2 separate regions of the Homo sapiens genome follow, and region 1 is linked to region 2. A link is a loop called in an ENCODE intact Hi-C map of the cell type or tissue named here. Cell type or tissue: PC-3. All regions are shown on one strand. Each heading gives the region's core, and the rest is flanking DNA. Links, peaks and the distances in the headings are about the cores only. Region 1 overlaps RUNX2 (RUNX family transcription factor 2). Region 2 has its middle 78 kb from the start of RUNX2-AS1.

Region 1 (15,924 bases), core at 4,901-12,900, 210 kb after region 2:
CATACATAATCTTCTGATAGACTTTTTGGAGCAATTTGTCCCAATTTAGAAAGGAATGAAAGGAGACATTTATAAATTAGCCGGAAATGCCACCTATTCCTTCAAACACAAGGATTTCTCCCTTCCCCATAAAAGTTTTTGTTTACAGCTAAGAGATGACTCATCCTGTTGAGTTCTTAGCAGAGAGGCATTTAGCAAAAGTGGTAATAACCAAAGGCATCTATCTAGATCATCAGATTTCCTTCCTCTGGTCAGTTTGTGCCACAAATCTCATGCTACGAAAGCTACATTTCATCCTTCAGTGTCAGATTTTTTCCAATTCAGTTGCAAATTTTTATTTATTTATATTTCAGTTTTCCTAACAAGAGAATAAAGAAATGGTGCCTCCATACCACAGAAGGGCTTCTCCACCTATATCTGACAGTGGGTTGACCCTCAGCAAGAATGAGTGGTTGGGGCTGGTATGTCTTGCAAAGTCCTTTTCCATTAACTTACTTCCATTCAAATGCTACCACTGGGCTACGAGGTGACAAATTAACTACAATCAGTTTCTCTATTCACCATCCTCAGCATAGCTCCAACACAATCTAGAATGAAAGCAAAGGAAGAGGCATCTCTCCTTCTCTTCATTCAGGCTATTTGGCTCTACCAAGGAACTGCTGCACCAGGTCTCACAAAATATAGAACCAATATATAATATACAGAAAGGGGACAAAAATATGTTCTGTAAAAAATAAAATGAATGTTCATCCTGCGTTTTGGACCATCAGTGCTTTCCTAATTATACAATCCAAAAACTCTTGGATCCCTGGCCCCAGCAAATTTCCTTGCTATATCAGATCTGTGCCAACAATGTAGACTTTCATAAATACCCAAAGAGAGTCAATGTGGGGAATCTCCTGAGACATGATCAAAGCACAGGACCTTCACTGACACACTCTCCAAACCATCCACTTTTGTTCCCTTTGAATCTCAAGACCTTCATAAAAGCCTCCATCCTTCTTGATTGTGCTTTAGGCATTATCATGGCCATGTGTCCAGCCTTCTAGAAAGCCCTGACCACTGAAAGCTCTCACTCTGTCTCTATCACAGTACCTCTTAAGGAAAGGGAGACTGGTTTATAAGTCTTAAGTAAAGTCCTCAGGGGAGAACAGATAATCAAACACTTTTTGTGGGTATACCAGTGGGTGTTCTGTTGCTTCAGATAACCTAGTATATCCTCAGTTTCACAGCTTATTCCTCAGGAAAACAGAGCCAGCCTCAGTTACTGCAGAAAATATGGAACTGGCCCTCCACTGTCCCCACATAGGTAATGAAGAGACCTTTCCTATAGCAACGTGTTTGAGAAGAGCGTTCTTTTTTATAAAGATAAACAACAGGAGGAAACCAAACCTCTCTCCAGCTGATTTTCCTTCCCACTATCAATCCTGTGGCCTCACAGCAAAAAAGGAGGGCCACTAATCCCCTTTAGGTTGGCTTTTCCCATGAAGAGACAGCTGTAGCTTTTACAAATCTTTAGAAGAGGTTTGAAAATAAATCATCTTGGGGGGAGGGGTGGGGGAGACCCAAATGTAAAAATCATAAGAAGGACATCAGAAGTGCCAAGGACCACTAAGAAAATGTCATGGACAATGAAGAAAGGAGGGCAGTGGAAGAAAGCAAGTTGTGACTTCTGACCCATCTTCAACTGTGGGTGGTTCTCCACCAGTGATGGTGCTTTGGAAGGGTAAAGTGTAGTGGCTAAGGGTCTAAATGTTCTTAATGAGCCATGGAGCCCAAGTTATTTTGGGAGGAAAGAAAAATAGGCTTTCTGAGTATTTTTCCTTTCCCCTAGCCTGGCACCACACCCACTCAGCCTTCTTCCTTGTTGTGTCACCTGTTTCGAAGTCTGTTTCTTTGGTCTCTTGATTATTTTTTTCCCTTAGAGAAAATTGTATGCACTTAGTTCAAAACAAGAACTCATCTAAAACACTGTGCTCGTGTGCATGTGTGTGTCTGTGTGTGTGTGTACATGCTTTGTTTCTCATCGTTTCATCAATGAGCTATCAGTGAGTGCTTAAAGCAAACCATGTGCAGGTGTACTAATTAATTATTACAAAAGTTGCTCAGACAGGTATTTAATAAGCAAAAGAATGAATTAAAAAATAAACTTAAAAATACAAACTCTGATGCTTGGCTTCTCCAAGAAAAGTTAACCCTGAAAACAGGGCTCTTTCTTTCCTGCAGCTCCAGCTCCAAAGCTGAAAGGAATGGTGTGTTCAGCCAGCCTTTCTCAGACTTGCTCTGCTCAACTTCACTTCTCTGCCAGTCTTTAAATGCATGAAGGTTTCTGTTTTCAGAAATAAATCCTGCCTATTTCCTCTCTGTTTCCTTCCCTGTGACAATAAATTCCTTGAGGTTGATTTTTGGATTGCATCACTCAAGCTCCAGGTTATACGAACTTTGGTGTCACCTGGAAATGTTTTTAATTTCTCCCCATAGGGAGGAACAGACAAAAATGAATCAATTTCATAAAGCCCCCTACCTTTTCTATCTGGAATATACAAATCAAATGAACGTGGGTTTTTCTAACAATAAAACATTATCCCCCTCAGTCCAAAATTAATAATGCACCTATTCTGATTATCAGTAACAATTTTTTGATCATATGGCAGATCTGTTTCTCTTTTTGGTCATATTTTTCTCAATTAAAGATTCTAATGGCCACAGAGTCAAGACAAATTACCCTCATTATTTATGTCCACAAACCTCTGCGAGTCTGAGCTTCAGAATTATAATGGAAAACAGAAATCATGCCTTTGATTTTGAAAGCAGAAAGGTGGCACTTTGTTGCACTTTATAAACACACAGAGAATCACTAAAATGGAAGGTATTTGAAAAGCCCTCCATTCAAGCCCTCATCCTTCAGCAACCTGTACTATTTAACAATTCTTATAGTCAAGAAGTTCTTCTTTAAATCTAACCTAATTCATTTGAAACCTATTCTTTCTCTGACCTTGCCAGAAACAAAACAGCTGGTCACCATACATAGCTTAATAACTCTCATAATTTTGAGTCTGTTATTAAGTCATTTTTCAGTCTCCTCTTCTTGAAGCTAAACGATCCCAAGTCTTTCAACTTATCCTCATAGGTTCAATTTTACAAGCCTTTAATCATCATCAATGCTCTTCGCTAAACATTCTGAAGTTTTCCATGTTGCTCTTATGTTTTGAAACCCAGATCACCTTCGGGATTGCTTCTCATTGTCCACATAAGCCAAGGCTTTACTGCATGATACATAGTCCTAAGAGAATCTACTTATATAGGTAGCCTACAGCTTTGTTTGGGTTATTTTTAGTACAAGCCCACTCCTATTGCTCTTCATCTAAGAAAACATGTTATTCGGGACCCAGAATTCTTACGGAGCCCCAGCTACAGACAAGCCATTCCCCCTCCACCTCCTCCCACTCGATTTTTCTCACCAGAGCTCTTCAAGGTCTTTCTCAACCTGCTTTCCCTACCAATTTGGGTCTTGTGGTCCTCTGCTATAAAATAAGTATCTAGCTAATCTGATTTGATTCACTTATTTAAACCAAGTTGTTCACCAAAAATGGCTTAGAATGTGTTATCCTTTGTAGATAACATCTATGAACATCCTGTCCTCGAAGCCTTAACTCGAAGAAGAATCTCAGGCACCTGGTGAGAATGATAAGAGAGTGGTTTGGGGCCAGGAGGGATGAACATGAAGAGTCCTTTTGTGCTCCTCTAATTACACCACACCAGCCTTGGGTACAATTATAAACAGCCACTTTTGGGTGTGTGAGTCCAGTCTACTTTTTTTGCAACCTCTTCCCAACCATGTAGGCATTGCTAATGCCCTCTCACCTTGCAAAATTAGATATTAGATTCTGATACTGACTGTGTTCAAGGTTTGCACACAATGTACCTTTTGCCTTGATGTCTCTTCCCCCAACTCTTCCTCAAACTGGCTTCTTCTCACCCTTTAGGTCTGTGCTCCGATGTCATCTCCCCAGACAGGCCTTCCTTGGACCACTCTTCAATAGGTTCCATCCTGTTCCCTCCCACTCCATTACTCTTTACTATGACATCAGTTCCCTTTACAGCACTTATCACAATTTGCAATTAGATGTGATTATAGAGAAATGTTTGTTTACTTGTTTCTTGCCTTTTTTCTCTACAGAATGTAGGCTCCTCAAAGGGAGGATCACGCCTGCCTGGCACCTGGCTAACAGTAAGCACTCAAAAGTAATTTTTTGAATGAATAAATGTTCCCATGCCGGAAATATTTACATTTTAAAACACATCTCTAATTGTCACCAAAAAAAAGGCTCTGTCAGCTATTTTAAAGGGAGATGGTATTTTCAGTGGTGGGACAGGGTTGGGGGAGGAACGGATCTTTCTCAGATCCATCTAGTCCCACATCATTCAGGCAGCACAGGCCCTTCACATCACAGAGGCAGCCATTAACTGGAAACAATTGTCGGTTCTATTGTCATGCTCCTTTTCCTTACAGCAATTATCCTCATTTCCAGTTATTCGCTCTCCTTTGAGCTTCAATGTGGTCATGCCATTCTGTAGCATTCCATCATTTTCCTGATGTTATTTCCCCAACTTCTGTTATCTTTCATAACAGTACCAGCATTATCTATCACAGAATATCTGGGAGATACACATCACGATGTTAGTAGTGGTAATCTTGGGAGATGCAATTATGAGTGATCTCTGTCTTCTTCTTTGTTATTATTAGTTTTTATTTTCTAGTGTGCAATTTTTTCACTTGTGCAATTTTTTAAAGTTAATTTTTTTTAAGTACTAAATTCATTTCACTGGTATTCAAAGTAAGATTCTATTGAGGTTAAGTTATACAATGTATTATTTTCATCTCACAAAATTCAGTGTTTTCAGCTGTTAAAATGAATTCAATACTCATTCAACAAACATGCCTATGTCCATGAACTGCATGCCCACTCTGTGCCAGGCCTTATAACTTTGACTTCTGTACTATTCAGCGATGCTACTGCAGCATTAAGCATGCTTCTTATGTAACACTGCTTCATCACATCAACCAAGAATCCCCTGGGCCCAACACTTACACAGACTTGACAAACGGCAACAGGATAAACAGGAAAATATCTGGAATCCTTGCCTGTCTCTATAAATCATCTGCTGACTTGCAGAGTAACATAGGACAAATGAGTTCTCAGGTGTCCATGCCTCAGTTTACCTATGTGTAAAATGCATAACGCCTCCCTCAGAGAGATGTACAGAGAATCACTGAGGTAATGTCTAAGCATTTGGAACTCCTTGGCAGAAAGGCGCTACATAATTACTAATTGGTATTTAAGCTGCCCTTCATGTGTGCCAAGTACTTTATGATCATTCCTTAGGAGTTACTCCCAGCTACTTTGTGAAGTTGCCTTCATGTCTATTTCCATTTGAAAGATGAAGAAATAGAAGTAGAGAAAAGTTTAGTGGTTTGCTTAAGGTCACAAAGATGGCAATGAGGTCTCAAAAGAAGAATTCCTGAGTCCTCCAATCCCCTTAGCCATAAGGGAATCCACCTCTTAAACACAAACTACCCTTACAGATTAATTCCCTGTTAAGCTACTCTGAAATAGCCTTCATGGTAGAAAACACATTGTCACTTGTTTTTGTAGGCTGGAGTAAACAGTGAGGGGGTGAAACAGAAACCAAAGCTCTAGAATTAGTAACCCAGACTTCACACTCACCCTTCTTTTTACACATCTATATTTCTCCTCACTTCTTGTAGAACAACCTGCATTTGGTACCTTCATCATCTCCTTGAAGGGCCCATCTTTGCCTACTAATAATTTCCTGGGCCAATCCTAAGGAGGCATAAGGCCCAGATTAATCATCCTGAGTATCCCCCGCAACCAAAATACATGCTAGCGTTTTTACCCAGATTGTATCTCATAAAATTTAACTCCAAGGAGGTAAATGAGAAGATGAGAATGCATGTTGTGGAGGGTGCATATGCATTCTGAGAGTTCACGGCAAGGCAGAAAGCACCAGCTTGCTTCAGTGTCATCTGATGTCTTCCCCACCTGCCAACTACTGCACAACCCCAGGAAGACACACACCGAGCCAGCACTGGAGTCACCCCATCCACCTTGCCCAGAGCTAGTCTCACCCCAGATCGTGGTCTCCTGGCCCTTTTAAACCATGTTCCTCTAGTCCACACATTATTTTCTTCCCTCTTCTTAATTCGTTGATTCGTTTACCCTACAAAAGACAGCTCTTGTGGTTCTGAGTCCTGTACTCTCACCAAAATGACAGAAACGTGTGGACACCAATATCTAAGGATTCCTGCTCCGGTTGCTCAGGGAGCAACAGCCACATGACCTCTGCAGAGCAAGTGTAATGGTGGAGTTCTTTAACATAAATTTGGATAAAAAGTTCCAAAGCAACTCAGTGCCTGCCCATGGCAAAAGTGTAAAATAAGGGATTTAATTTCCTCCCCGTTTGCTTTCTCCTCTGCAGGAACATTCCCTCTGACCTCCTCCCCACTCACTGACCCTAGACCTCTCCAGAGTTCTCCAGAGTGACAGGAGCTTAGAAACATTTCCCTTCCACCATCTTTCATGAATATTATCTGTCCTGTGTTCCATTTCCTTAAATACTACTCCAGCTAACCTGATAATAATGACCTGAAAGTTTCAATACAAAGGAATGACTGGAAGTGTGGATCTCAGGCACTCAAAGCAGACAGGCTTTCAGCAGAACGCCTCTCACATCACCGCATGTTGGCAGCAGCTAACACACACAACTGCTAACATTTTCAGGAATAAAAACTCTCTGAGAGTTTCACACTAACAGTTTCTCATTGAAGGAATTACTGAAGGATCTACATCAAGAAAAAAGCAAACTCAACTTAAAAGGAAGAACTAAGGTGAAAGAAGGAATGATAAGCAAATGAATCAATAAACATAATGGATAAATACAAGTATAAACATTTTTTAAACACCGATAATGACTAATCCAGGAAATATAAAACAAGGATCTACTAAAATATCAGATAACGACATTAGAAGAGAGGGGGTGAGACTGCAGTTTAAAGAATGCTAAAGTTCTTGTATGGACAGAGATCATGATTAATTTTAATAAGACAAATATACATATTAAAATGGTAAAGATAATACTAAAATAAAAGAAACACATTCAATGATAACTTGCAAACCAATAGAGTAGGAAAGCTAGCATGTATCTAGAACAACAGAAAAGGAATACTCTGAAAGGAAAACATTTGCAAAAGAGAGAGATATGGAAATACAGAACCCTAAAACTCTCACCTTTCAATAACAAAATCTTGCACTCTTAAGAGTATATCAGAACTGGAAAGCATCAGGAATGCTCATTGCTACAGTTGACCTGCAGCAAAACTGTGATGCCTGAAGTTGGCAACCACTGGCCTCAAGGCCGGCAAAGGTCCTGCCTGCTGCACACTGCCACTCACTGTTTACTTTCTAGTACCCAGGATTTCACTGACCACTCCTCCCCTATCTTCCAAAACCTACTTCCCAAAAAATGATTCTATGTCACTTGTTTTTATCTTAATAAGAATTTAAGTCTGAGTTACCTTTTCCAGGGGTGCTTGGGTTTAAGCCTTAAACCTAAATTTTAATGAAGAGTTTTGGTCTTCCAACAAATAGATTTTCACCACCAGTGTGCAGTAGCAGAGAAATTATGAGAACTGGAGCCCTTCCTTTGCTACTTACAAACACAGTCTTTTATTTTAACTGTTACATATGATCTTGAATTAATATTTTAGACCTAAATGGTTTTTATGCCTTTTCTTAATTTCCAAAATTACTTGAACAAACAAGAGCAATTAATTATTTTTTATACCTGCTTAAATAAAAACTTTAGAGATTTTATGTGAAGGCCAAAGATGTTCTTTAGTTGACATCATAAATGTATCCTATAAAAATGCTAGGTATGGACAGGTATGAATGGGAAAAGCAATACAACAAATCTTTTTTTTCCCTGCTATTTTTAAGTATGTCCTATTCACTGGTCTAGTCTTCCTTGAAGAAATTGCCATGGCACAAACAAAATAGAGGTGAACAGAATATTTCAGTGATCTATCAGGAATTATCTTTCTTGAGAACGAAAGGTCATTATTATTTAAAAAAAAAAAAAAGAGAGACAAAAAAAGGGGGGGAGGGGAACCTCTTTCTCTCAAGTCCCTGTCAAGTCCCTAACACTATTTTCAGAATGAATGATCTCTGACTTACACTAAGATACAAACTACTGACACATTTGGATCAAGCATGTATGTGTTTTTAGAACACATATCACTTGAAAACTTGCCATGCTATATTTAGTTAGAAGTAAATATATCAACTGGAACATATGCATGTGGAAACTGTGCTCTTGCTGTGAAAGCTACAGCACCTTGTTAACACAAGTCCAATACAATGAAAACGCATATTCAGAGCTGGGAAGCCAGGGAAGAGTGCAAAGGAGGGACACGAGCATGTTTTAACGGCTGTGATAATTTGCCATGAAAGGATGTTAATGCCATAGCTCCTTGCTGCAGCATGCCATGTGCTGCTGAATTAAATTACTGCCATGCAGTCTGCGAGCGAAGGAATGTGTAAACAGGCCATATATCCTTGCATCAGTTCCACAGAATGTTGCACAACACAAAATGCCTCTCGATGTGTCATTTCCTTCTTGGCTATCTTCCCAGCTCCTGACAGCCAGTCAACAAAAAAAAAGGACTGAAAGATATTTAAAACTGGTCTTCTCAAGAGCACATTCCACCAACCACCAGACATAACCTCCACCAGCGCTTCTGACCCATCCCCCCGCCCCCCTCATCCTTCTTGAAGAAAGGGAAACAGAGAACAGTGGGGTTTTCTTACTGTTATTATTCTCTTAAGTTAAAGATTTTCAACGATGTTTTATATACTGGTAGCCAAGTGATTAATATCTATGACAATCAAATTGCTGCTTGTATTTGCCAACTTGTAAATATCAAAACATGGCATTTACCCATAAATTCTATTCCTTGGGCACTTCGGAGACAGTGAAGAACCCAGGGGAAGTCTGAAAGTCAGGAAGTTAAGGGCTTCTCTACTAATGCTTTGTGCTAAGGACTAAAACCCAGGCCTGCAGCATCTGGGGCATGGCACAAAGGCTATCAAGGTTTTTTCAAATCATCCTCACAGACTGCAAGAATGTGAATGCAAGAACTGTGTCCAGAAGAATCAAATAATCTTAAAAAATACATCTGCTGTCCCTCTATCCAACATATTTTACATGTACCCTCACCTTATTTCACATGTGACCAATCTCTAAATAAGCATCTTCCTGGGCCGGGCGCGGTGGCTCACACCTATAATCCCAACATTTTGGGAAGCTGAGGCGGGTGAATCACCAGGTCAGGAGTTTGAGACCAGCCTGGCCAACATGGTGAAATCCCGTCTCCACTAAAAATACAAAAAATTAGCCAGGTGTGGTGGCACACACTTGTAATCCCAGCTACTCAGGAGGCTGAGGCAGGAGAATCGCTTGAACCCAGGAGGTGGAGGTTGCAGTGAGCCGAGATCCCGCCACTGCACTCCAGCCTGGGAGACAGAGCAAGACTCCATCTGAAATAAAATAAAATAAAATAAGCATCCTCTTTTGGTAAATAAGCAAAAGTCATGGGCTAGCCTTTGGCATAAAAAGTCTATTCCTTCACCCAACTAAGATGAAAAGTAATGGAGGATAAAAGCGAGCTGCCGCTGACATCAGCTGGAATGAGGAAGAGAAAAATGTCAACCCCTCCATTCTCTCCACCCTTCACCAGGCTGGAAAGCAGTCCCAGAACTAGGTGGAACAGCGTAAGAGAAAAATGAGATGATGTCTTGCCTACACCACCTGTTTCGTTAAGTCTGTTCACTCAAGTTTGTTAAGGTAAAACTTCTGCAATTGGACATGCCTCAAAAATACAGAGAAATAAAACTTCTCTGAACAATTACAGATTTGTTGATGAATTGGGCACAACTGAGAATAAGCAAACAGGAAAAGAAAATAGTTTAGCTGCAGGACCTAAGCCTAACAAGCTGAGTGAAGCAGGATACTAAGGCAAGCCTAGAAATACCAACAGTACCCTATACTTCCAGATAACCTCTCACTAACCTAAGCCCCAGACCCTTACTGAAGCTACACACAAAGACAAGCAGAGAAATGTTGCAGCCATGTACTCTGAGCTTGCAAGAAAGGAGCTAGATCACCGGAGGGAAAAAGGCAGAGCTTCTCCTTTTTCCCACCAGGTTGAGACAGGTGGCTGGCTGATCAGTGGTGAATGCCAGTGCCCTGGCAGGAAGTACACAATTCACAGCTTTGGTCTCTCCTTGAGAGTAAATATGGTTTACCTACCTGAGACCCGACACACAAAAATTTTTAGAAACCCACTCACATGTGTCAGGCAGTAGGTTTGCCAAGGTGCCAGCAAGCAAGAATTTCAAAGTTGGATGATACAAAGTATAAAACCTCTAATCTTGGCCAGGCGCAGTGGCTCACGCCTGTAATCCCAGCACTTTGGGAGGCCGAGGCGGGCAGATCACCTGAGGTCAGGAGGTCGATATCAGTCGGCCAACATGGCAAAATCCCGTCTCTACTAAAAATATAAAAATTAGCCAGGCATGGTGGTACACACCTGTAATCCTAGCTATTTGGGAGGCTGAGGCAGGGTAATTGCTTGAATCTGGAAGATGGAGGTTGCAGTGAGCCTAGATCAAGATCATGCCACTCCATCTCGAAAAAAAATTTTAAAAATTGAAAAAAAACCTCTAATCTTAACCATCTGAGGATTCATAAGATATTTCTGCTACAGACTTGTCATGTTGCTGGGCAAGGCTCATACTTCTTTTTGTTCAAACATCTAATGTTCTTCTCACTTGAGTAGTGATCTGCTAATACCAAGCACCACAAGGGAATACCCACCACTAATTCATCTGATATTTACCAAATCTGTTCAATTCAGAATGACACTACGATTAGACTAGTAAATTTGGAGTATTTTCTTTGAATGTCCCCTAGATTGAAAAAGCCAAGAGTCCTTTCAGAAGATGGCACCTTGAAAAGAATTATTTTTCCTGTTGTGACAATGACAACTGCCAGCTAAGCACTTATGTAAGTTGATGACATTGGTGTCATGAACCACATCCCCCAACATTCACACCATTGGTGGTTTTTTTCCCTTAAATCCAGGCTGCACCTGTGTCTTGCTTCAACCAATCAAATCTAGAGGAAGCAATTCCATGCCAGTTCTGAGCCTAATCCTTAAGAAGGCCCAACATCCTTGGGTGCAGTGGCTCACACCTATAATTCCAGCTGCTCAGGAGGCCAAAGCAGGAGGATCACTTGAGGCCAGGAGTTCAAGACCAGCCTAGGAAACATAGTGAGACCCCATCTCTACAAAAAATGTAAACATTAGCCAGGTATAGTGGCACTTACTTGTAGTCCCAGCTACTCAGGAGGCTGAGGTGAGAGGATGGATCACTTGAGCCCAGGAGTTTGAGGTTGGAGTTAGCTATGATCATGGCACTGTACTCCAGCCTGGATGACAGGGCAAGACCTCATCTCAAAAAAAAAAAAAAAAAAAAAAAAAAAAGCAAGGCCTGAGAACTCTCACTTTTGTACCTTAGGGAGCCCTGAGCTGCCGCCATGTGAGAAGTCAGACTCAGCGGGAAAGACCACATGGAGAGGCCACGTGGAGAGGAAGAGGATCCAGGATTATATGGAAAGAGATGCAGTGGGGCCTGCTGTTGCATCATTCCAGCTGAGCCCAACCATGCAGCCATCCCACCAAGGCATCAGACACATAAATGAAGCATGTGGGATGTTCCAGCACCAGCCACTATCTGATTGCAGCTACATGATAGACCCCAAGCCTGACAAATAGAAAAACCATCCAGATGAACCCCAATCAACCCACAGAATCATAAGAAATAATAAACTGGATGTTATATTCGAGGGTAGTTTATTATTTAGTAATAGACAACTAAAAAATACAGCAAGAGAATTTAAAGTATCCTATGTAAGCTTATTTACTTTTTCCATCCTCTGCACAACAAATAATACCTTCTCCCATCAGTCCTCTTCCCTAACTCTGAACCACTTCTATAGAATATGATGTTGCTAACCAAGTTTTCACATTCCTGTAGAAATTATTTAAATCAGACTGGAGGTGGAACCAAGTCCACAGATGGAACAAGGGATCCTAATAGAAACCGATGTTTCAAAGAGCTAGGTATCTAAATGCATTACTATTGCTGCTGCTGCTACACCACTTCTCCGGCTGACAGTTGTTCTTCAGAGCTAGCTTGCCAACAGAAGGTCAAAATGCCTTGCCTAAACACAAGACTTACAAATTTGGGATCTTAAGTATGATGTCATGTCTTAAAATGATAAGCTGGCAAAGAAAATAAATGGCATTTTGTAAAGATGTGTACCATTTTCATGTTTACGCTACTTAAGATGAAGGTTCTAATAAGTCATCGGCTATGTTCCTTTAAAGGGAAGTTTTATAACCGAGATGAATCACAACTGCAAAAGATCAAAGTTAAAAAACATCAATGATGCCATAGGGTACTTTTTAATCTTGTAATGAGTGATGATCATGTGCTCTTATGAAGTTAGTCCAACTGCCAACGCCAGATGTGTATATTAAGAAAAGAAGTTGTTTGTGATGTGACAGCACTGGTTCAGCTGCCAGAGACAGAAAACATAGAAGGATGAAACCTTTTGGATTTTTGAGTGAAAAGCAAGTCTTGGCAGATGTGTTGATAGGCAAGGCCTCACAGTGGGGTACTAGTGCCATAGCATCTGCTCTTGGACTTTGCTGCAAACAAATTAAATTTATCATCAGTTCTGCACAGCTTTCCCTGAGGAGCATGAATATCTGCTCAGGCATAATTTATAATACTTATTAGTGTCATTTACTAATGAGCAAAAATTAGTAAAGTCATCTGCAGGGGGAAAAAAGTAATATACTAGAGAACAGAATCTATAGATGTTATCTGTTTCCTAGAGGCATACCATAAGCAAAACTCTACAGCCAACGTCTGACACTAAAGAAAATTGATGTAATAATAGCTGACACTTAATGAACACTTACTACATGACAGTCACTGTGCTACCCATTTTACATACATTACAATATTTAACATTCTTGCAGCAACTGATGAGGAAGGTATTATCATTCTCACATAAAAGATGAGAAAACCAAGGCAAAGAGAAGTTAGGTAACTTGCCTGCCTCCATACAGTTAATAAATGATGGAGTTGGGATTTCGATCCAAGCAGTCCGACATAAAGACCCAACCAGTTAACCCAGAATTTGTCCTTGTTCAAACAGCTGAGCTACCAGAAGCAGGCTTTTCAATATATATTCAGATCTTTAGAGGAAGGAGTGAAATTCCAACAACAGGAACCGATAGTACAAAATCCTCAACTTCAAGCCACTATAAGTGATAAACAGAAGTATACTACTTTTATGACTAATAACCACTAATTAAGGAATTATAATTTGGGGGAGAGGAGGCTAAACAATTGCATATAAATTGTTCCACTCCCCCTGCCCCAACACTGCCCCAGGAAAGCCTTTTACTAAAGCCCTTCTCTGTTAAGGATCAATAAAATAAGCCACTTTGAATAAGCAAGGGTTGACAAACTACAACTTGGCCCACCAATTATTTTTATAAGTAAAATTTTAGTGGAATACAGATCGAGTATCCTTAATCTGAAAATCCGAAATGCTCCAAAATCTGAAAGTTTTGAGCACCAATATGATGCCACAAGTAGAAAATTCCACACATAAGTACATAACACAAACTTTGTTTCTTCCACGAAATTATTTACATATTGTATAAAATTATCTTCAAACTGTGTGCATAAGGTGTATATGAAACATACATGAATTTCATGTTTAGATTTGGGTCTCATCACCAAGGTATCTCATTATATACGCAAATATTCCAAAAATTAAAAAAAAAAATTGAAATCCGAAACACTTCTGGTCCCAAGCATTTTGGATAAGGGATACTCAACCTGTATAGCCATGACCATGAATGTATGTATTTGCTTATGCTGCTTTTGAGCTACAATGGCAGAGTTGAGTGGTTGTGACAGAGACCACCATACGGCCCACAGAGTCTAAAGGATTTGCTATCTGGCACTCCGTAGAAAACGTGTGCCAGTCTGTGTTCTAGAGGATCTCCCATTTAACATTATATGCACCAACTAATCAAACTCCTATTATACTCACTGTTTAAGAAAATTGGAAATATTGTGCATTTCCCACACCTGGGAGTGTCAAAATTAAAGAACCATATTGAGAAGAGGGCTATGCTACAAATATTCAATGCCCAGGATGGCCAAGAACAGGGAGGAAAAAAATAATCCAGCACAGAATCCAGGTTATAGGATTCAGCTGTCGCTCAAAGCAGACCCATGCTTCTCTCCAGACACTGACTTCGTCAAGTCACCCTATGATGTCAGGAAAATGACCCCGCATTTTCACCGATATTTTCAGTTAATAAGAAATGTTACTCAGGCTTATCTAGGGCAGGTGGCCTACCACTTGCAGATCTGTATCTGCTTCCACCGCCCACCCTGGGCACCACACAAAGCTTGAACTCAGGTCCCACGTATACCACCTGGCCCCTCTACTCCTAACTCTCACTGCTTTCAGAGCACTTCTCTGCCTTTACAAGGCAATTCTCTGCCTTTATAAATTAGTCTATTGACTAATTTGGACAAAAACCTCTCTGAAATAAGGTACTGCTATGCACACTTGAAACAGAAGTGACTTTTCCAAAGCTACCCTGCCTTCTCACTTATTGTCATATCGTTCAGAACAGGGAGCACCTATCCTTCCCTCTTTCCTCTCCCAGCCATCAACTTTTGAGCATCAACTCTTGTGTGTATGTACACATATACACACACAAACATACACACACACATACACACACACACACACGCACACAAACACACGCAAATGGTTTTTCCAAGAACTGAGAAAAGCAGCTGAGATCAGCAGGAAATATCTTTAAGAGATAAGTATTAGCGGTGCTACATTTTAAAAACCAACTATCCTGCTATGTGCATTACTAAAATGGACGTCCTGCCTTTTCAGGAATTCCGGGGCTAGTCTGACCAAAAGTTAGAAGACATCTTCCATCATAAGGCATCATCCCCAACTTATGGCTATCCAGAAAAGGCAGGCAAAGCCCCAAACCAGGCAAAGCTCTGTTCTATTCACCTGCACTCCATAACCACTAGCCCTTAGGACTAGAGACTTGGTGCTTACACACATGTGTACAGCAATCACCTAACAGGACATTCCCAAACTGAACAGACAGGGCCAGCACTGACTCAACATTATGAACCTGGAAGAATGCCACACACATGAAAGGAGAAGAAAACAAAAACCTCAAAGACTTGCTTTTGAGGCAGGAAACCTCCCTAGTTCAGGCAAGCAGTCAGCCTTTGTGAAAAGAGACAGCAGCAAAAGGGACGGGACCCACCATATGCTCCCACTGCTAGGAAGGTATGCTGCTTGGGTAGAGGCAAAACTTTATGAGACCTTTTCTCTCATTTTAGGGGAAGAAAAGATATGCCACTCTCATGGTCTATGCAGGTTGATTGTTATAGAACAAGTACTTCTGCCAGCTATGCCTCCACCACAAACCAAACTGACCTCCCTAAATGCAGTGGTTAGGATTCCAATGTATTCACTCAGCAAAGGCAGAGTTCTATATGATGTTTCCATTGGCACACAATTGTTAATGGTTTATATATCAAATAATCTTTAATCTCTAAATATATTCAAATACCGCTATGCTGAGTTTGTTCAAAGCAGTTTTTTGGTGGGGGTGGGGGAAGCAAACCTCGGTCATTTTAGATTTAG
Region 2 (15,924 bases), core at 3,879-11,878:
GGAGGAGGGAGATGGCAGGGCGGCGGTGGAGGGGCCTGGCTCCTCCGAGGAGAGGAACAAGGTGGTCGAAGACTGGGAGTCCAAGGTACTGGGCTCTGAATCTGTCAAGGAAGAAACCAGAGAGTCACTCAGGCATGCATGCTCATCAGCATTTATTGTGCGCCAACTCTATGCCCAGCTCCATGCTAGGTGCTTAAACGAATGAGAAGGTGGAAATGTATTTCCTACCCATCAGAGCTTGCAGTTCAGTAAGGAAAAGAGGGTTATATGAGCAGTTAATGACTGGAGAACAAAGTGAAGAGGGTGTGGTACAGAGCCTAGGTACTCAGGGGCAGAGAAGATCAGCAAGTCCAAGAAGGCATCCTGACCTAGCTCTCCACTTGGTCTCGAAAGGTGGCACGGGTGTGAAGACAGAGATGGACGTCCAGGCAGGGGACCATGCTGCAGCTTATTTGGAGGCAATCTTGCCAAGGACAGCCCTGAAGACTATGACAAGAAGGGCCTTCCCCAAGATTGCCAAAAACAGAACTGTGTTAAACAGATGACCCTCCACCTCCCCAGCAGAGCGAGGCTCTCAGGGTGGAGGAGAAAGAGTTCAGGGCCGGGAGCCAGGAGACCTTAGTGCTGATTCTTGCTCTGCCAGAAAATGCCATGGGACCTCGGGCAAGCCCCATCCCTCCTTGGAGACTTGGTTACATCCTCCCATTTATATAAGAAGGTTGGGGCCAATAGCCTCTGGGACCCTTCAGAACAGATCATTCTGCCTTCAAAAGTCTGCAGCTTGAAGCATTGATCTAAGTTCACAGTGGACGCACTTAAAAATCTGGAAGCACTTTACAGACCGACTTTTGTTAGTTCTCCCCTAATCCCTTGAGCTTCCAGGTAGAAAGCAGGTGGCAGCTCTTTGTGACTGGATATGGTAACAAGGTTTACCAACCTCAGATCAAAGGAGCCACATGAATGCGAGCTACCTTAACTGAGCTATCTCAGCCACCCTGGTCACCGCCTTTGGGGAGATGGTCCATGCTCACCCTGGAAACATTTCTGAGTTTTACTGGAGCCAGGTTTGGAGGCTTCTCTCCCGGTTCCAGCTAGAACCGTCTGCGCTTGGCTTTCTGCATTGTCCGTTTGAGTGCCCACCCTGGTGCCCCGCCCTTTGGGGATTCCAAGCTTTTCAAAGGCAGAACTTGCTCGAGTACCTCAGCTTATTATCTTGGGGAGGATGACCTGATGAAAGAGTCAGTGAGTAAACATATCCCCCGCTGCCTGTGAACATGTGTGCTCTCACCCTCGTCATGGGTGAGCTGTTCCTTCATCTGGTGTCTGGCTCAGATTCAGAGAAGCCCTAGTCATCTGGGGAGAGGTTGGTCCCTCATCCCTCCCGACTCCAGTGTCCAACAACGTTCTCACAGAGCTCACAGGCCCCAGATGTTCAGATGTCCAGTTTGTGTGGGAATTGTGTCTGAGGGGATCAGAAAGGCAATTATTCCTTGGGTGACAGCATTTGAGGAGAAGCCAGCAATGTGCCTAAGAGCTTCTCTGATGGAAAAAGTTCATGGGGCCAGGCATGGTGGTGCAGGCCTGCAAGCCCAGCACTTTGGGAAGCCAAGACAGATAGATTGCTTGAGTCCAGGAGTTTGAGCCCAGCCTGGGCAACATGGTGAAACCCCATCTCTACAAAAAACTTGGTGGCATGTGCCCATAGTCCCAGCCACTCAGGAAGTGAGGTGGGAGCATTACTTGAGCCTAGGAGGTTGAGGCTGCAGTGAGCCATGATCACATGACTATGCTCCAGCCTGGGCAATAGGGTGAGACCCTGTCTCACAAACAAAAAGCTCATGGGTACTTTCTGCTGTTGACTTTCACAGAACTGCCTCTCCCCCACCAAAGCTATATATCCCCAGGTGTCTGTGATTATTTTCTTTTATAAACCAAGAATCATGGCTAGTTCTAAGAACCCAACCACTATGAATTGAAAATGATAAAAAAGAAACTCCACAAACTGTTTTCTCTAGTTTTACTTGAGAAATGTTAATGAGCTTCACATATCCAATTCTCGTAGCAGACAATAAAATCTCTATATTAAACCAAATAGAAGTCTAATGTGTAAAATGAAATAGAGGCAAGCACACAGAATATTCTAGGGTAGAAGCAACCTAGAGACCTAATGCCATCATAAAGGTGGTGATAGCAATGATGCTGAGATTTCTCTGGGCTACCAGAGGTATAAGAAAGGTGACCTCGGCTGGGCGCGGTGGCTCACGTCTGTAATCCCAGCACTTTGGGAGGCCGAGGCAGGCGGATTATGAGGTCAGGAGTTCGAGACCAGCCTGGCCAACATGGTGAAACCCTGTCTCTACTAAAAATACAAAAATTAGCTGGGTATGGTGGCAAGCACCTGTGATGCCAGCTACTCGGAGGCTGAGGCAGGAGAATCTCTTGAACCCGGGAGGCGGAGGTTGCAGTGAGCTGAGATCGCGCCACTGCACTCCAACCTGGGTAACACGGCGAGATTCCATCTGAAAAGAGAAAAGAGAAGAGAAGAGAAGAGAACAGAAGAGAAGAGAAGAGAAGAGAAGAGAAGAGAAGAGAAGAGAAGAGAAGAGAAGAAAAGAAGACCTCTACAGCCATTCACTTAATAGGCCCCAGCAAAACCTTGAACCAAAGAGCACTGGCTCAGTGAGGGTAAAAATGTCTCAAAGAAAAATGCTTCACTGTTGTTTCAGCTAAAACTTTAAAACATGTACAAAAGTTGTCAAGACTTAACCCAACCACACTGGTAAACAGAACTGAAAATCAGAATCACTTTTTCACAAGCCACATCACCTCCCAGAACTTTCTCCTGGCTGTCAGGAAAGTTGGTTGCAGCCCTAGCTCAGCTAAAATTGGCTAAATGATTTATAGGTCTCTTCCATCCAAGCTACTGCTCATTTTATCCCAAATTTGGTGCACGAGCTTTTTGAATCAATGACATTTTTATGCAGCTTTGGGGATTGCTACAAAATAATATCACAGTCTTGCTGTACAAACACAGGTCTGTGTGGAGGTTGGGGGCTTTCAGGTGCACAGAGTTGGGTTCCTCAGCCTCCTTAACTCCCTTTCTCAGCCCTCCACATGGTCTCTGGCCCTTAGCCTGCTTTGCTAGCCTTCTGAGCATGAAGACTACATGACATTTTGTGAACCTTTTGTTAGCTAGAATTTAAGCCCAGTGAAAACAGGGACATTGCTTATTTCATTCTCTGCTGTATCACCAGGGCCTCAACAGTGCCTGGAGTATAGTAGATTCTTAATAAATACTTGTTGATTGAACACCATGTAATCATCATAGTCTAGAAACACAACTCTAAATGCAATAAACAGATCCAGCTGCATGTTGTTTGGTCATCCAGCACTCCAGTTATTTATCGAACCTATGCAATATTGGGTACATATTTATACTTTGAAAAAATGTGTTTCTTGTTTATCTGATATTCAAATTTAACTGTGCATCCTGTATTTTATCGGGTACCCTCATAGGAGATTGACATTTTCATCCTGCCTATTTCATAGATGAAGAAACTAAAGCAAAGATGGGTTAAAAGTTTTCACACAATTTCAGAGTTAGAAGAAATCTTTGCTGCCGTTTTGGATTAATTGCTTAAAACGAGGAAGTAGAGGCCAGTGAGAGAAAGTGACTTACTGTTTAGTGACACAGCTGAGAATAGAAGTGAGAACAGAGAGAACAGCGTCTCCTCTCTCCTAGTTATCCCTTCAGGATCCTGATCACTCAGTCACAGAACAAATATGTATAAGAACCTACTGTGTGCCAGGTGCTACACTATATTCTAAGACACAGCCAAACCAGGCAGAGTCCCTACCTGAAGGAGCAGATCGGGCTGTGGACTCTCTGTCCTCCCACAGAGTCAGTGGGAGAGCACACGGGGTGTAGATCTCACCAAAACAGACTGCCTCTCTGTGCATATCAAAACCCAGATGGCAGATCAGATTAGGGCGGAAATCCAAAAGAGCTGCACAGCAGACATCCACCAGCTATAGTTAGCACTGATTTGCTTATAAAGCTTTCACCCTCATTCACAAGAAGGTGGACTAGAGGCTGGCGGTGAGCCATTGCCACGCAGCAGTTGAGTGCAAACTTTCTACCACAGCACTTCTTTCTCTCTGCTTTGCCACCCCCATCCCCCTCATACATATGGTTGGTTTTTGAAGGGAGAGATGCTGCTTCTTGAGGTGAAGGAAGTGGGATTTAACTAAATATTGGTTATTCTGGTTCCTTCCACGTCTAGAAATATCTTTGCAAAGGTCACTTGAAAAAAAAATGTAACTAACAAGCATTTGAGAAGTGTTCAGGCTCTCTAGAAATTTTTTTAAACCTGCAAATTAAAATAATAATGAATTACTATTTCTCACTTATAAAATTGTCAAAGTATTCTTTTGCTAACGCTCATTGTGAACAAGATTGCCAGGAGAGAAGCATTCTAATATACTGATTCTAGTTGAGTAGATCAGTACAGCCTGTTTAGAAAGCAACTTAGAAACATGTATGATAATGTTTAGTGAGAAAGGGAAATTGCCAAATCACATTATTCAGATGAGTGCCACTGCTTACAGGAAAATGTGTACAATAAAGATTGGGAGAAAATACATGGTGATGTTAGGCATGTGAGGCATGTACTGGGATTGTAATTTTCTTAATTTTCAAAGATTTCTGCAGTGACTATGCATGGATATGCCTTCCCTCATCACTGACTTTTGAGCCCAAAGTGACTGCTTCCTACCAAGCCTAGTATCAAGGTCTTCTGACCACTTTCTCTTCAATCTTGTTGCTGAGTTAAGCTGAATAACTTGGCTGGTAACTATGCACCTTGAAAGTCCAGTTGTTTGGGCATTTTCTGGGGGGATGGGGTGGGGTTCAGTTAACTTTTTTTACATCCATTTAGTATTCTCCACCACTGACACCCCCCAGCCTGGGGCTTAGGCTTCCTCTGTGGAAGAGTTGAAGTGTGCATCTGGCTATGGGAACATGTGGCTCATTTGCAAATAAGAGTTTCAGACCCTCTCCTTAAAAGCTATTCCTTTCACTGTCTTCCCCTTCTCCATAAATGGCCTTCTGTGTGTTCAGCCAAACACCCAGGACTAATCCTTGACCCTTCTCTTTCCCTCAATTCCCACATCCAATCTGTCAGCAATTGTTGTCAACTCTACCTTCAAAATATACCCAACATCTGACCATTTCTGTCTCTAGGCAGTGGCCCAGCTGTTGATGGCTGAGCTGAGATCAGAAAACAGGTCTTCTGAGTTCCAGGTCAACACTTTCTCTGCCACACCTAAAGCCTACTAGATTTGGATGGACTATTTAGAATGCATCTCCCAACCCCTCTCAGCCACTCCCTATGACTTGCCCCAGGAAAACCCTTTGCCTAATTCTTGGTCCCCCTTTAATACATTTTAGGTAATATCTAAATTTATTCATTGATTCATTCAAGAAATACTTATTGAGCACCTACTGTGTGCCAGGCAGGATGCTCCATAGTGCACAAAACCAAGCCTAAATTCTGTCCTCATCATGGGACAGATGATGTGCAGAAAATAGTCATACAAAACAAATGTGTGATTGCAACAGTGACAGAATCTACATGTTATAAGCTAAACATACAAGAGGAGGATAAAAAATCCCTTCTAAATATGAGGATCTGACCTCTGGAAGGTTCTTTGAGGGAACTCTGCTTGAGTGGAGTTCTGAAGGATTAGTAATTAAGTAGGAGGGAGGAGAGAACACTGAAGCATGAGCAAGGGCCTATGGCAGGAGGGAGTATTGCAAATGTGTGGAACATCTGGAGAAAGCCAGTGTGTCTGGAGTGGAGAGAGCCAAGGGAAGAAGGCATGAGGTATAATGATGCTCAGGAGAGGAGTACTATATGATTTACACTGCCAGTTATCACTCAATATCTATTCTCCCCTTCTTCCTCCATTTTTGGTGGGCTATGGCCACTTGGAAAAAAATATTATTACATTTTCCAGCCTCTCTTTCAGCTACCTGTAGCCATGTGACTAAATTCTGCACAGAAGGATGCAAGTAGAAGTGCTGTGTGCAATTCCTCCTTCCTGTGAGCTGAGATTTGGTTGCAATGGCTGGAGCTCAAGCAGCCCTCTTGGATTGTGAAGTGAAAACTGCATACTAAGGATGACAGAGCAGATAACTCAAGTAGTCTGAGTCCCCCATCACTTTAAGGAGTTGCTGTGCCAATCCTCACTGGTTGAAATGCAGACTCTTCACATAGAAAAGAAAACCTTATCTATTCAAACCCCTATTAACTTGGGTTTTCTGTCACTCATAGCCAAACCAAATCTTGATCTACATGACCTTGTCAGACTTGTTAGAGGTTTTGCCTTTATCCCAAGAGCAATGTGAAGCTTTGAAAGAGTATTAAGCTTAAATGTGCATATGCGTGTATGTGTCATGATCAGTTTTATATTTTGAAAATTTTACCTGCCTGCCGGTGGCAGGTTGGGAAGACAAGGGTAGAGAGAATAGAAACAGTAGAAACAGGAGGTTGCAGTTGCAGGTGAGAAATTATAAAATGGCAGTGGCTTTTGCTAGGGTTGTGGCTCTGGAGATACAGAGAAGTAGATTCTAGAGATAGTTGGGATGTGGAAACAACAGGACTTACTATTGTTAGGGATGTGACGCAGTGTGGGGAAAGAAGGCCTCAGAGAAATGGGTCCCCTACCTGGCTGGGGCTTCAGTGCAAGGTTCCAGAAATCCTGGCTCCAGAAGGGGAACTTTCCCTTTCTTATTCTTTGGAATATGGGTGGCCCCTTCCCAGCCCACACCCAGCCCTCGAAAATAGCTCAGCTCTGACACACCTCACCAGAGGCAGCCCTCAGAAACATTTTCCCAGGAACCTGGAAGGAGGAGAAAGTCGATAGCCTTGGGGGACTGGAAGAGAAGAGGAATGGAAAGAGGAACAGACCTGTCTTCAGGAGAAGCAACATCTCCCTGCACTGCAACCAGGCCATTGCCTTTGATGGTTCAGACTTGGCTAAGTTGCTGCCTGCTCTCTTCAGAAGCACCGGCATACAAAAGGGAGGGCTGAGTGTCTGATGAACTCAGCCCAATAATATTCACTTCTTTTATTTTCCAGGAATGTCATGAGACCCACAGGGCAATCTTCTGGTTTTAAGACCTGGTGAGTCAAGTCTACAAATACCTCTGACTCAATCTGATCCCAAGTTCTCACCAGGCATCTCCTAGGAACATGGCTCAGCAGGAGAGCTGGAACTGACCAGCCCTCTGCAGGGAACAGGAGGGTTGGTTTCTCTGCTTTGGGGTTTGGGGAGGGAGGGGGTGAGAAGGGCTGGCTGCAGTGGAAATGATGGGATTCTTGACTTGACACTGACCATGCTCACAATAAGAGCTGACATTTATTGTGTACTCTCTAACTCCAAGCCATGCGTTATCTCTTCTAATCTTCACAGAAAACTAGAAGTGGTTTCTGTCATCAATCCCATCTTACCATTGAGGAAATTGAGGCTCGGCTATGTTAGGAACCCTGGTCACTGGCACAGAGCTGTGATATGAACCAAGGCAGCTGATGCCAAGGCTATTCCATGTGAGGGAGGGCATGTGCTTTCTAGAGTTTTTGCAGGCATGGGAGGAGGACTGAGGAAAGCTAATATTTGAGGAGGGTCTGCTACACTCTAGGCCAGTTATATGCCACCTTGACTGCACATTAAAATCACCTGGGGAGTTTTATAAACACTATCGGTGCCCCTGACCAATTAAATCAGTATCTCTAGGAGTCATACCCAGACATCCTAGGTTTTAAAAGTTCTCCAGGTGATTCTAATATGCAATAAGGTCTGCTCAATAAAAGCAAGTTTCATGTTTTTTATTTTTTTTTCATTTAATGACCCTATATCCATTTGTAAATGGGGAAGCTGAGGCTCACAGAATTTGGATGGCTTGCACAAACCCCATGGCTGATAAGACCCATGTCTTGATCTATATCTGGCTGATTCCAACACCCATGTTTGTTCAGTTCATTCCATTCTCTCTCATATTTGGGCATCCTCTATTTTGAAAACATGTGATTTTTTTCTATTATAAATTTCTTTTACAATTTTCATTTTGTTTGTTCAAGTCCAAGTGCTGTTTAGGTCAGCTGCCTGAGAGTAGCAATGCAGTCTATAGCCACTGAGTCAGGAGGGTTGGCCCAGGGGCAGCTGAAACCACGGCCTTGGCTTCATCCAGGCTCTGCTGCAGCCAATGGACCAGGATCTCCGAAGAGATGTCCAGGAGCCCTGGCTGGGAGGTGCCCACTGACTCTCCCAGGCAGAATACTGGCCATCTTCTGTGGCTTTGACCCCTAAGGGGCCACCATCTGAGAATGAGAAGGCCCAGCCCTGGGGAAATCCCTAGTCTCTGTTTCTAGCAGTGCTAGTGATTTCCCAAGGAGTGACATTAGAAAAGTCATCACACATTTATTTCTGTATATATCATTCAGAGCCTAATTTTCTGGTGGCTGAGGGTTGAGCTCATCAGAAACAGACTTCATCATCAATTGATAATAAAGCCAAGTCAAGACAAGGGAGAAGGGCAGCCATCCAGATGGATTCAAGCAGCCAAGAGGTGCTTCTGCTCAAAGACTACCTTTAAAGAAGGGAAGAGAAAGAAGTGAGAGCAGATACCTGTACACCCATGTTCATAACAATATTATTCACGAGAGTCAAAAGGTGGAAGCAACCCAAGTGCCTATCCATGAATGAAAGAATAAACAAAATGTGGCACAAACATACAATGGAATATTGTTCAGCTTTAAAAAGGAAGGAAATTTTGATATATGCTACAAGATGGATAAACTTGGAGACCTCTGCCAAGTGAAATAAGCCAGTCACAAAGGCCAGTACACAAAACATTGTATGATTTCTTTTGTATGAAGTTCCTGGAGTGGTCAAATTGATAGAGACAGAAAGCAAAATGAGGGGGAGTTAGTGCTTAAAGGATACAGAGCTTCTGTTGGGAAGGATGAAGTTCTGGTGATGGTTGCCCAACTGTGTGAATGTACTTAATGCCACAGAACTATGTACTTAAAAATGGTTAAAATAGTAAATTTCATGTTGTGTATACTTTACCACAATAAAAAGGTGGAGGAGAAGTTTGACACCTTAATTCACAATTTTGTCCAAGCACTTGAAAGATCTATATATGGCATTACCATAAATGTTTATAAAATGGGAATGGGAAGAGCTGATAAAATAAATTGCTATGGAGAACATGATAGATCAGGTATGGGTTAAGCACCCCGGAGGCTCCTGAGGATGAGGATTACTTACCCAGTCCTGGACTCTAACTAAACATTAATGCCTCCTCAAAGATGTCTGGTTTTTTAGTCATCAGGGTGTCAAATTCTAGTAAAATGGCTTTGTTGAGACTGTGTGGATGCAGGTTGGGAGAAAGTAAAGTCTAGAGCCTGACACTTTCAGAACCACTCTTACACTCATCTGCATTATAAGCAAAGTGTTGCAACCTCCAAGCATTTCACAGCCAACCTTCTGGCTCAGGTCACTCATTCCCACTGGCAACACTGGCAAGTGTTTGGGTCAAGAGCTCCATGGTCCTCACCCAACTTCCAGACACCTCATCCCTTTATTGCTCACCCTACTCCAACTATTCCTTGAAGGCACCAAGCACATTCCCACCTCAGTGCCTTTACACTTGCTGTTCCTGCTGCCTGAAATGCTCTTCCCTCAGATATCTGCAGGCTGTCTCCCTCATCTCCGTCAGCCTTCACTCAAAGTCACCTTCTCAAGTGTGCTTTTCTGGCCACCCTAGTTAAAAGTGCCACCCTCCACTCTACCACATCATCTTCCTGTCCCCCTTGCTCTGACCACAGATGCTATCACTGTTCCACTCATATCCCCAGGGAATATGCCAGTGGAGGAAATTGCATGTGCAAATGCATGAGGCTTGGAAGACTGTGGCCTCAAAGGCCGTCTGAAATGGCTGGAGTGGAGCGTCCATGGGGCTGGGGGACTTCATGGAATGGCTTAAAGGGTAACGGAGGACAGAAGGTTGAGGGAGTTTGTCTACCAAGCTAAGGAATTTGAACTTTAGCAGGCAACGGGGAGCCACCAAAGGGTTTTAAGTAGGAAAGTAATAGATTTGATTTGCCTTTTAAAAAGATTACTTTGGCAGCCAGTGGAGTGGAGGCTGAAATGGATGGGATGAGGCTGGAGGCGAGAAGACCAAATGTAAAAGTAACATCTTGAACATTGATGAGCTCAAATGATGTTGCAGCAGAAGTGAACATAAGAGTGACATCCAGCCAGCCAGTATTGGAAGCAATTTTTTTTTTCTAGGAATAGATTGAATTTCAGCAAAAAGAAACTTTCCTGCCACCCTTTATGACAATCCTGTGAACGCTGGCTCCTGCCCTCATTCAAGTTGGCCACCCTTGGTCTTTCATGCATCACCATTCAATAAAAGCAAGCATGGGTTTTATGGGATTGTTTGGAGAGCCCTGAGCCAAAGTTTTCTACTCACTTAGGCAAGGCTGTTCTGCCAATTCTTAAATTGGCTGTTTTTTACATATAGGGTGTGAAAGATATCTCTATGCATCTCTAGGAACACACCCATTTGGAAGGAGACATATGTGACTATATATAATATCTTTATGTGCTTTTTGAAGGGATGTTTATACAACTTGCATATTATTTGGCATGAATATTTTTGTAGAATGGAGAAAGGGAGAGACAGCATGAGAAAGCTATTCCTATGCCATAACTGACTTTGGCTCATGAAACGAAATGCAAAATAGATTATGTTCCTTAGCAATGCCTCCTGGGTTGAATGGCTCCCAAGTCAACCCACTTAATCCTTCCTCCTGGAGGGTCACTCACCTTTGAACCTTCTTTTCTAAAACTACCATTAAAAAAAAATAACAATGATGTAGCCCAGTCCAGGCCCTACTGAAACCCAGGCTCCCTACCCCCAGAGGAAGAGCTCACCAAAAGAGTCATCTAGCTTCTAAAACTCGGGTTGCTTGAAGAACTTGATGGAAAGAGCAGGGTAGTAAAAGACAGCATTTTGGCTTTAACAAGGCTAGGAAGCCTAGAGTTGGGCCAGCTGTATAGTCTGAACTAACCCAAGAATATTAGAAGCCGGGGTCACATGGAGCTAGGACACCACCATTAATGTGGGGAGCAGAGACAGTCTGGCGAGGAGCGGAGGGAACGACTGCAGCCCCCTGCTGCCAGCTCCCACGTGAGTCAACCAGGAGGACGGGGGGACAGCTAGGATAGGCAGGCAGGAGGACTGATCCTGCAGGGTGAACGGGCAAGCTGCGCCCAGCCGTATGGAGTTCACTTGGGCCCTCTTCACACCATCAAGCTCCAGGACTTCCGGGGGGAGCCAAGGGTGACAGATGTGTCAGCCGGGACAGGCACCTCAGAGAAAAAGCCTCCTTGGTTTGTTCCATGGTGTTCCCTTGCCAAGTCCCCAACCCACACTGAGCAACCAAGCAGTAGGACACCCCATCTGGAGAGGAGGGAGGTGATGGCTCCATTCCCCAAAGCAATAGGCAGCAAGGTTTCCGACAAGGATGTTCAGTAAGTCAGCGGAACTGGCTGAGTCCTCTAGCACCTTCCATTTGCTTGGGGAATAAAGTAACACTGCCCAGCCCTGGACACACTTGGTAAACATCTGGTAAGAGGATAATCCTATTTCAGCATTCCATGGTGCCCTGGGAGCAGACGCTGGCTCTTAACAATTGATGCCTCTGGTGTCTGTTGCCACCTCTTACCACCATGCCCTTGCACTTAGAAGCAAATAATCCCAAGAGATGGCAGGGCCATATTCAGTTCCCTAGTTGTCCCATCCAGGCACTTTTAATGCCCAGTCCTTTCTCCTAAGAATTCCTCTGAGACCAGAGCTCCCAGCCTTGCCACTGTGTCTCTCCCTCAGGACATCTTTTCTAATTTGGGTCTGAGCTTTTCCATTCCTTCATTTCATGCCATTCCTTCTAATGATAACCCTTTGTGCCAGGCTCAATTACATACAAAGCTTAAATGAGCAACCCCAACTCTAAATTTGGCCCTGTCCATTGAAGGGGGTGGGGGTGGTGCCTTGGTCATTTGGCTTTGCTCAAAAAGAAAGATGCTACTCCCCATGGGGAAACAACGCCAAGGAGAGGGGGAAAATCTTTTGCAGAAATAAAAATCTAGAACGAAGAAACATACCAGTGCTGGCTGTCCCTGGTCACTGGGGCTTGAAGCTGCTTCTGCATCTTCAGCCAGGCCTGTTAGGACTCTTTGTCCCACTACAGGCATGCAGAAGCTACAGACATGCTTTGATTTTTCCTTTTAAAAACATCCTCCGATCTGACCCTACCTATGCTCTCCCTGCAAGGTTAGCAGAGGGTGAGATGAGAGCATTTGCCAGGAATTTCCTGACTTCTGTGAGTTTTTCTCAAGATCTAGTCATGAGTCAACATGATATACTGGGACACATGGTGGAGCTTGCAGTGGCCTCCCCTCCCTTCTGGAACTTTAGGAAAACCATGTCCCTGCTGAGTAACCCTGGGCAAAAATCCAGAAGGCCCCCTCCCTCTCCCTGACTCTCCCTCTGTACAGTCCCCAAGTTAGAGGAGATAAGGGAAATATATTTACAACAAACTTGATCAGACTATTAATATTCTCCAGAACTACACAAAGATCCCTGTTTATGCAGCTCACCTCCTTTCAAAATTAAGCTCTCTTGTATGGTTCCATTGCTCTTTATATTTTGGGCATTTAGAAAACCGGAGGAGGGGGTGATGAGGAGAGGAATGGAGAAGAAAGGAGAAGCATTGCCCAGATTCACAATGACAAGATCCGAGACCCTAACACACCCTCTGAGAGGCCCAGGTGAACTGGGCTGCCAGGTAGGTAGAACTATCTATGCAATTTTATTGATGTTGACAACCCATCTGAAATACTCAAACGAAGTAGATTCATTACAATTTCATGTGCGAGTTCTGACTACCAGAACTGGCTATCCTGGCCAGTGGAGTCCAGCCATGATCAGTTTCTGCTAGTGATAGTTTAGAATTACCCCTAAGAGTTTGGGGGAGAAGCTCAATAAAAATCAATGACATCCTTCGATAGATCTTTGAGTTAAAACAAATGGAGTGCTACCATGAGACTGTTAAATATCTGTGAAGCTTTGCCTCAACCCGGGTTAATGGGAGCAGATTCTGGGAAGCACTTTGCAAACTGTTAGATTGTAGCAAGGAATTGTTGGTATCACCATCGTTGAGGTTCACTAGCTTCAGCTCTTTGGGCCGAAGAAGATGAACGTCTTTTATGAATGTAGCATAGACTCACACCTGCAATCCCAGCACTTTGGGAGGCCAAGGTGGGCTGATTACCTGAGGTCAGGAGTTCGAGACGAGCCTGACCAATATGGTGAAACCCCGACTCTACTAAAAATACAAAAAAAATTCACCGGGTGTGGTGGCAGGCAGATGTAATCTCAGCTACTTGGGAGGCTGAGGCAGGAGAATTGCTTGAACCCGGGAGGCAGAGGTTGCAGTGAGCCGAGATCATGGCATTGCACTGCAGCCTGGGCAACAGAGCAACACTCTGTCTCAAAGGAAGAAAGGAAGGAAGGAAAGAAAGAGGAAAAGAAAGAGAGAAAGAGAAGGAAAGAAAGAAAGAAGAGAGAGGGTGGGAGGGAAAGAAAGATGAAAGAAAGAAGGAAGGAAGGAAGAGAAAGAAGAAAGAAAAAGAAAGAAAGAAGAAAGAAAAGAAAGAGAAAGAAAGAAAGAAAGAAAAAGAAAAGACTTTCTAATATCCTTGAGAATTTAGAGGTGAATATCTTTATTCCTGTCTTTCAAATGCAGAAACTGAGGGGCAAAGACATCAAGTGAGTTTCAGGCATTGAGGAAAATAGGACACAGCACCTCCGACCCCTTAGGCCCTTTATCTCCTTCTAGCCCAAGACCCTCAGGAAGGGTCAAGGCATCCTTAGTTGTGGAAAGCATAACTTGGGAAGGAAAATCTCAACTTGAAGGAAAAGCTTGCTGAGGAGAGAGGCCCTGTTTCTCCTCTCAGCCTTTCCTGTGTGCTGGTATCAACTGTCCAAGTAACAGATGGAGGTGGTAGGGCAGGTGGGCTGCTCTGCTGTCCCTGGCTGTGCTGGGGTCAAACTATCCACTCTCCCCATCGCAGCTGCCAGCCTGGCACGTTGTACCACCTGCCAGACCTGGTTCCTGAGGCCACAACAGAGTTCTCATACTTTCTACCATTCTGAGGGAAAAGTGAGATCAATATTTTCCAGGGCTCTTTCAACTGAGATGAAGAAGGCAACTGTCCTCTTCTCCACAGGCTTTTCTCCCCTTTCCTCACTTCCCCTGTCCTCTCACATGCAAGCACACAGGCCCATGGTCTCACCACCCCGGAAAAAGACAGCTCCCAGTTTCCTTCTCATTATGGGAAAAAAAATTCTGAATGGCTGCTTTTTCACATACATATAACAGCAAAAGGAGAACAAAATGAGGCAAAGAAGAATAAAATTTTAGTGAACTATAACTTTTATATTTTTATTTAAAAATGTTTATTATACATTATATTTTATTATATATTTTTATTATTTCTTTATTTGTTCATTTGCTTATTTATTTGTTGTAAGCCAGCAGAGCCTTTCCTTCTCCCAGCTGACCGTTTTCTACCATCTGCTGTCTGCCTGTTGAGGTGCAGGCCGCTGGGAGAGGCTTCCTGGAAGCAGAGCTTCCCCTGAAGCAGAAGTTCCCTGGATGTACGCAGTGGAGCCCAGGCTTTCTGTGAGACCCAGACCCAGGCCACTTTCATTGGCGGGCTCTGGAAACATTTTCTTTCAAACGCTCTGGGCTGTAGCTCACTTACACATAAAATGAGCAAAACAACACTCTTTCCCACAGCTATGCCATGAGGTTTAATTGTTGCAAATTTGTGAAGTGTTTTAAGATCCTTGGATTAAAGAAGTTATATGAGAAAAAAATGTTATTATAGAGTGGAATTCTGCTTAGTTGTCATATGTTTCCTGTAACTCTTCCCCTGTGTCTTATATAACTTGGAACAAGTAGTATGAGCTATGAGGCCTTCAGAAAGCCTTTAAGTAATTTCTTGGCCTGCTTTCTTTACCTTTTAAAAAAAATTCTTCTTCTACTTTTCCTTTTTTTTCTCTTTCTAATGCAGCCAAAACTTGTTCCCCTCTAATCTGTATGATGAGAAAGGAAGTTGCTTCAGTTGGGGTGGGCCCTTGTCCACGTGAGTACTTCCTCGTCTCTCCTCCCTTCCTCTCCCTTGCCTTTGCTCCCCACCTACATCTCTTCTTTTTATCCTCATATACACTTTCATAGATTGAAATAAATTTGACTTTGAGCCCTGGCTCTAAAATTTGCTCTGCCTCTTGGACCAATTGCCAAAACAGGTTACTGAGTGAGGCTCCCTGAAGCCAAGCCTGATGTGTGTCGAGGCTTGGTGATGGTGACAGAACAGAGCCTGGCTGACCAAGGAGCACAGGAGGCCCTGGGTGGCTCTTCCCCACTAGGACTTCCCAACATCAGCATCACACCCAAAATGCGGGAAAACACCCAGGCAGCTGCTACGGTGGCCATGAGGCAGCAGCCAAGAATGCCCCTTGTCCTGGCTGCAGCTGTGTCCCTAAGCAGGTGCTGCCTGGCGGCTGGGCATGCCTGCATGTGTCACATCCTCCCCTGGGCACACAGAAACACATCCCAGATCAGGGATACACACTGGCCCTCACAAGCAGCACTCTCAGGCCCCATGCCCGTCCTGAGGCCATGGAGATTGTGAGCATAAGATAGGCCCCAGGTGATGAATTCTTTGTAACCCAGTATCTCAGCCTCAAGATGCATTTAAACATTTTTTTTTCCTTTCTTACTT

Evidence for each region. Peaks named below come from ENCODE experiments on the same cell type or tissue, not always from the same donor. Only the 100,000 strongest peaks of a DNase experiment are listed, where the experiment ranks them.
Region 1: a loop joins it to region 2, with 2.3 times the contacts of the local background. A loop is called at or near these places in 4 of 110 quality-filtered maps.

The regions. Positions count from the first base shown.
Region 1 is chr6:45,438,739-45,454,662 of GRCh38, reverse strand. All of the region lies in intron 5 of RUNX2 (RUNX family transcription factor 2), which reads right to left. Among named protein-coding and RNA genes, the nearest start is that of SUPT3H, 69 kb to the right of the region's middle. RefSeq lists an enhancer at 8,214-8,715. In PC-3, for the core only: no CTCF peak of the experiment used is centred there; a DNase peak (open chromatin) is centred at 8,682; H3K4me3 peaks cover 906 bases; H3K27ac peaks cover 2,995 bases.
Region 2 is chr6:45,647,292-45,663,215 of GRCh38, reverse strand. No RefSeq gene overlaps it. Among named protein-coding and RNA genes, the nearest start is that of RUNX2-AS1, 78 kb to the right of the region's middle. RefSeq lists an enhancer at 6,321-7,520. In PC-3, for the core only: no CTCF peak of the experiment used is centred there; a DNase peak (open chromatin) is centred at 7,165; H3K4me3 peaks cover 669 bases; H3K27ac peaks cover 6,300 bases.